Linked DNA regions of Homo sapiens: region 1 is linked to region 2. The links are chromatin loops, found by intact Hi-C in ENCODE. Cell type or tissue: MCF 10A. All regions are shown on one strand. Links, peaks and the distances in the headings refer to the core of each region. The heading gives the core; the rest is flanking DNA.

What was found. Peaks named below come from ENCODE experiments on the same cell type or tissue, not always from the same donor. Only the 100,000 strongest peaks of a DNase experiment are listed, where the experiment ranks them.
Region 1: a loop joins it to region 2, with 1.9 times the contacts of the local background. A loop is called at or near these places in 5 of 110 quality-filtered maps.

Annotation. Positions count from the first base shown.
Region 1 is chr1:37,536,123-37,539,028 of GRCh38, forward strand. It overlaps SNIP1 (Smad nuclear interacting protein 1), which reads right to left. Exons shown (of 4, transcript NM_024700.4): 4 at 1-1,890. The coding sequence ends at 1,626. LOC105378649 (a long non-coding RNA gene) reads left to right here. Exons shown (of 3, transcript XR_947190.3): 3 at 2,567-2,614. Among named protein-coding and RNA genes, the nearest start is that of SNIP1, 17 kb to the right of the region's middle. In MCF 10A, for the core only: no CTCF peak of the experiment used is centred there; a DNase peak (open chromatin) is centred at 1,409.
Region 2 is chr1:37,478,608-37,481,513 of GRCh38, forward strand. ZC3H12A (zinc finger CCCH-type containing 12A) reads left to right here. Exons shown (of 6, transcript NM_025079.3): 3 at 1,683-1,822. It overlaps MIR6732 (microRNA 6732), which reads left to right and starts at 1,623; the gene lies at 1,623-1,682. RefSeq lists enhancers at 318-1,144, 768-1,307, 1,081-1,375, 1,145-1,971. In MCF 10A, for the core only: no CTCF peak of the experiment used is centred there; DNase peaks (open chromatin) are centred at 124, 494 and 1,294.

The sequences.
Region 1 (2,906 bases), core at 109-2,608, 58 kb after region 2:
TACGTTTCATCTAATGACCTTATTAAGTGTTCACTTTTCAAAGGATCTTTTAACTTCTTCTGAATGAACATTAGTCAGCTGCCCCTCCCACTAGCCAATCTTTAGCCCTGAGCACACATGGGTATAAAAACAATGGAAAACAATCAAATTTAATAGTATCCTAAGTCTCAACCCAAGAGGAACAATTAGTAGTAACACTGATTGAGCTGCTTCACCACCTTTCCCCACAACCCACCTCCATGTCACCATCTGCTATTCCACTGACTTGGAGGCCAACGATATAACCTGCCCCACAACACTCTAAAACAGCTACCTACTTTTATCTCAAAAGTACTGACAGAAGGCTCCATTAGCAGCAAACAGACCTATGAACACAAGGTCCTCTACGCTAGGAAAGCATTACTCTTTGAAATGGGGCTATATTTACAAATTTTATTTTTTTATCCCAAAAATACATATAAATGAAAACCTGCTCTTCAAATGCAGGGAGGCCTTTGCCTAACATTGTCATATGAAAATCAGTATCAGCTCTTTAACACACAATTTACATATATACATACATACACACTATATGTAAGCAGCAAATACTTTGCTACTTACACATATTCCTCTGGTGGAAAACTAGGACACTGGGAAATTCCCCTGCTTTCCAACCTTGGGAAGGTAAATACAACCTCTCTCAACAACTTTTTAAAGGATGAAATGTGTAGAAACATGTAAACAACACAACCTGCTTTAGATCTATACATGTTATTAGAATAAAGAAAGAACGCTGTCACATCAGTGACAGTTTATTTCTCAAAGAAAAAAAGAGATAACATTTGAATAAAAATGCAAAACTGAAGTACAGTTAATATGATCAAAATTGTTGTGTACATGCTCCATGGAGAAATCAGGAATTCTTTCACAAAGAACAGATCCACAGCCAATTTCAGTCACTTGTGATGCTGAATCAGCACCCACTGGTAGCAACCAGGATCCTTCTGTACAGTCACGGGCTTGAGCAGGTGCCATAAAGCATCTGTTTAAGTTAAACAGTCAATAATGTTTACTGACTGCAGTACATTCCCACCCCCCAAAAAAATAAGTGCAAAATCAACTTCTAAGCTCAAGAGCTCAAACAAGTCAAAGCTTTGGTATATACTGGAGGTTGTTTTGGTGATAACCAAAGCCTAGTAAGATTCTCTGCTCAGGGGTTCGCCCCAAAAGAAAAACACCTGGTCCACAAAGCTTAACACCTATATAAATAAAGTAACTGTACAAAGAGAACAAGCCATGATTTCCCCTTAACCAAGGGTTTATAGTTTCCTAGGCAGCAGTTCTGAAAGCACCAACTAAAACCACAACACTTCTACTAAAACACGGTGTGTTGTAATTGGTGAGACTGTTCTGAAAACAAATGCCTGCAGGCATGTGGCCAAGGTGCCACAGAAAAAGTTTAACAAACATTAGTCAGTGTATTCAAATGGTAACACAATCTGGTCAGCAACAGAGGAAAGACTTAAGGCAGTAAGAGGCATTACAGAGAGCACCATAGTGCTGGACCCACCACCATAGTGCTCTCTGAGTCAATCAAAGACTTCCAAGAAGGAAACCGTGTATCAATAGTTTGGGTTCTTAGTTTGCTAGCTGTCAGACACTTCTTCCTCCTCCTCCTCATCCTCGTCATCTTTCCTGTCTATTTCAGAAGTGTCCGACGACTCATGGAGCAAGACGTATTCTCTGCTACTGAATCCAAATTTGAGTACATCCTTTTCTTTTAGTTCATAGTATCTCTGTGGCTCAATACGTTTGTTGTTTAAGAAGGTTCCATTGCCTGAGCCAAGGTCAATGATGTAGGGCTTCACTCTTCGGCCAACTGTGCCATCAGCACGGGTATATTCCACAAGCCTAGCAGAAAAAAAGGAGAAACCTGTGAGCAAACTTCTGCCTCAGATCATCCAGCTTCTCTAAAGCTCTTTGCTAAGATAGCCTAGATGACGTAAATAACCTGGCTTGAGCACAATTCAAGTTAAAATTCTAGGGAATCAAAGAAATCAAGGGGAAAGCATGGCCCTGGGAAGGAAAATTGGAAGTTTAAATATACTTAGAAAAGGTGAGAATGGACCGGGCGCGGTGGCTCACGCCTGTAATCCCAGCACTTTGGGAGGCCGAGACGGGCGGATCACGAGGTCAGGAGATGGAGACCATCCTGGCTAACATGGTGAAACCCCGTCTCTACTAAAAATACAAAAAAATTAGGCAGGTATGGTGGCGGGCGCCTGTGGAGCCAGCTACTTGGGAGGTTGAGGCACGAGAATGGCGTGAACCCAGGAGGCAGAGGTTGCAGTGAGCCGAGATCACGCCACTGCACTCCAGCCTGGGCAACAGAGCGAGACTCTGTCTCAAAAAAAAAAAAAAAAAAAAAGGTGAGAATGAGTTGCTGGAAGGTGGGGAGAATCCATGGTAGATCAAAAGGTGGAAATGCAGAATCCAATGTCTCTTGCTGTGGTTAAGAAAATACATTTTTTTCTGTTGTTTATAATCAACATAATGTTTCTTTAACCTATATTTCAATATATTTTAGTTCCTGTCCAAATGGGAAAAAACAGTGCACTTGGACTTCAGAGTCAAGGGAGCTATATTTGAGCCAGAGTTCTACTATGGCAGGGGTCCCCAGCTCCTGGGCCATGGACTGGTACCAGTCCGTGGCCTGTTAGGAACCGGACCACACAGCAAGAGGTGAGCAGCGGGCAAGCAGGCAAGCGAGCCAAACTTCATCTATATTTTCAGCTGCTCCCCATCACTTGAATTATCATTGCCTGAGCTCCGCCTCCTGTCAGATCAGCAGTGGCATTAGAGTCTCGTAGGAGCATGAACCCTATTGTGAACTGTGCACAGGTGGGATCTAGGTTGCGCGCTCCTTA
Region 2 (2,906 bases), core at 90-2,589:
CCTGAGCATTGACGTACAGGGTAGTGATAAGCATAGGCCCTGGGCTTGCGTCTCTCTTCCACCGTTAACTGCTGTGTGACCCTGGTGACTAAGCTGCCTTCTCTGGACCACAGTTTTCATCTGAAAAACAGGGAAGGAGTTGATGATGGTATAGTGCCCTCCTCACAAGCTTGCTGATGATTCAGTGTTAGACACTTATAACAGGGCCTGGTTCACAGCTCTCAGCAAATGGGAACTTTTATTATAAGCAGGCTGGCAGATGTGGCAGAGGGACCGGGAAGGATGAGTGCTGCCCTGGGCTGGACTTTGTCTCCCCTACAATTTAGAGACCTTCAGACCCTGGTGCCCCAGTCTTGCCCCCAAATAGCCTCCATGGCCCCCAGCTGCCCCACCTCCCTCCCTAGCTTCTCTTAGGGCTCCAGCTATCACCCCTTACCTCCCCCACTCCCATTAAAGACACCCACAGGATGTGGTTGGCCCTGGACTTGCCTCTTTTGCGTAACATTTATTCTGTTTTATTTGCCAAATACGAGAGTCTAAGCTGTTCACTGAGGGGGCAGTGAGACGTGGGGCTGCTGGTCCTAGGAGCTCTTCCATGACACCTAGTGTTACCTGGGAGCCCCAAGCCCCAGTCCCCCATCCCTCAGGAAATCCAGTTGGAACCCCTACTTTGCAGGGCCATCTTTGGCCTGAAGCCACCAGGAAAGCTGTCCCACTGACTGACCCCTCTTAAGGAAGCTGCAGACTGCTGGGCCCATTTTCAGATAGAGGAACGGAGAGCTGCGGCAGCCCAGGAGCCCTGCCAGGCTTCCTTCTGGGTGCAGCCACCTGTGGGTGGGGCGCGGCCTCGTCTGAGACCAAGGCAGGGCCCATGCCTTACTCAGCTGTCCTTGCTAAGAGTCCCCTAGCATCTTCCTGATGGTCTTTCTGCCTTGGGGTGAAGAGGCATTTGGGGGAATTGCCATCTTGGGAGGAAAAGCAGTATCCTTTCACTTTCAGACTGAAAGGCTCCTGGGGAACTTGCTTCACTCCGGCGCTTTCTGTCCCATGCTGAAGGCTGGAGTCGCCAGCCCCTTCCCCTTTGCCTTTCTCAGGCCCCAGTCCCTGAGGTGTGTGTGAGGACTGAACTTTAATCCGGAACAATCTGGTTTCTCCTCGGTCAGCCCAGCCGGTGCTTCCCCCGCCCCCACCCACGCTGCAAGAGGCGAGGGAGGGGTGGTGACTCAGTGTGCATGTGTACATCTGTCCCTGTGGTCCCGGCAGCTCGCCGGGTGGGGCAGGAACCAGAAGTCTCGCGGCACCTTTCCCCCACCCCCAGGTGTGTTGCAAGTGGCCTGGCCCTCCCCCACCGTGGGGAGCAGTGCTGCCAGCTTCCTGGGCGCTTCCTCACTTTCAGGAGATGGAGCCTCAGGGAAAGTCCCAGCGGGGCCTGGCCATCCTGGAGCTGTGGGAACTGGCACTGGGAATGGAGGCCTTGGCCTTGGGCCCCACCTGCAGAGGGCCAGGGCCTGAGCCCTGGGGAAAGGGGAAGGGGCTGGTGACTCCAAAGGGGAAGGGACTGCTCACTACCACCACCAAAGCCAGGGCAGGGGTGGGGTGTGACCACCTCCCTCCTCCTGCTCAGGCCTAGGGGGTGGCAGGCTGGCCATCAGTGTGGGCTAACCCTGTCCTCTCCCTCCCAGCCATGGGAACAAGGAGGTCTTCTCCTGCCGGGGCATCCTGCTGGCAGTGAACTGGTTTCTGGAGCGGGGCCACACAGACATCACAGTGTTTGTGCCATCCTGGAGGAAGGAGCAGCCTCGGCCCGACGTGCCCATCACAGGTGAGTGGTGCCTCTGGAGGTGGGATGGTCTTACTGCCCCAGCAGCCCTGGTTCTCCCCAAGAGAGACCCTCTGGGAGTGACCTACAACTTCTAGAACTCAAGCAGGGACCAGCATTTCTTTTCTCAGTTTTTTCTGTCCTTAGCAACCTGCTCTGAATGGTGGTCATTGGAGGTCACCTTGTCCAGTCTTCTGCCTCAGATCTGGAGCCCCTCCCTCATCCTACTGGTGGGCAGGTCGCTCTTTCAACATCCCCAGTGGCAGAAGCGCAGTATCACATAGTGGTTAAGCCTGTGGGCTCTGAGTCGAGACAGCCAGAGTTGGAATCCTGGCTCTGTCCCCTCTTGGCGCCCTGGCCTGGACAGGGACCCCTCTTAGCCCTGCTCTGAGCCACATGCTCCTCATCTGAAACATGGGGTCGGTGTCAGCAGGGGGTGTTGACAGCATTGCCTTCCTCGTGAGGTCATATAAGTTAACACACGGTAAGTGCTGAGAAGAGTACCTGGCACATGGTAGATGCTCAGTGTATGTTAGCTGTTACCACTGTTCTTGCAAGAGCCCCCAGCCTTTGGAGGTAAAAACTGAATCAGTTTCTCTAGAAGTCTTGAGATCTGGGGGCAGCCTGTCTGGGACTGTAGGCTCCAGGAAGAGGGGCCCTTTCCACTTGCACACTTCTGTGTCCCTGTGGTCCCAGCAGCTCCCCAGGTGGGGCATGGTGAGTGGCCTGACCTTTTCCCACCATGGGATTTAGCGACCTTGTCCTGGCAATGCAAGGGACAGAGCCAAGATACTTCTCCCACCCCAGAGCAAGCTGCGGCTCATTCACGGACCCCTCAGAACAGGCTGGATGAAAGCCAAAGCCAAGACCACATCTGGCTTGAACAGGCCTGATGTCCAGAAGGAGAAAAGGAACAAGGCCAGCTCTGTGCTTGGAGCCTCTGCCATGCAGGCCCTGCCGCCTGTGTTCAGATGTTCTTGGTCTTCAGGCAGCAAACTGTGCCACGCCAAGGGAGGGGCTGGGGCATGGAAGAGGCCTCAGCAGAGTTAGTTCTTGCCCCGGTGACCTTGGCGTTAACCACTCCTGT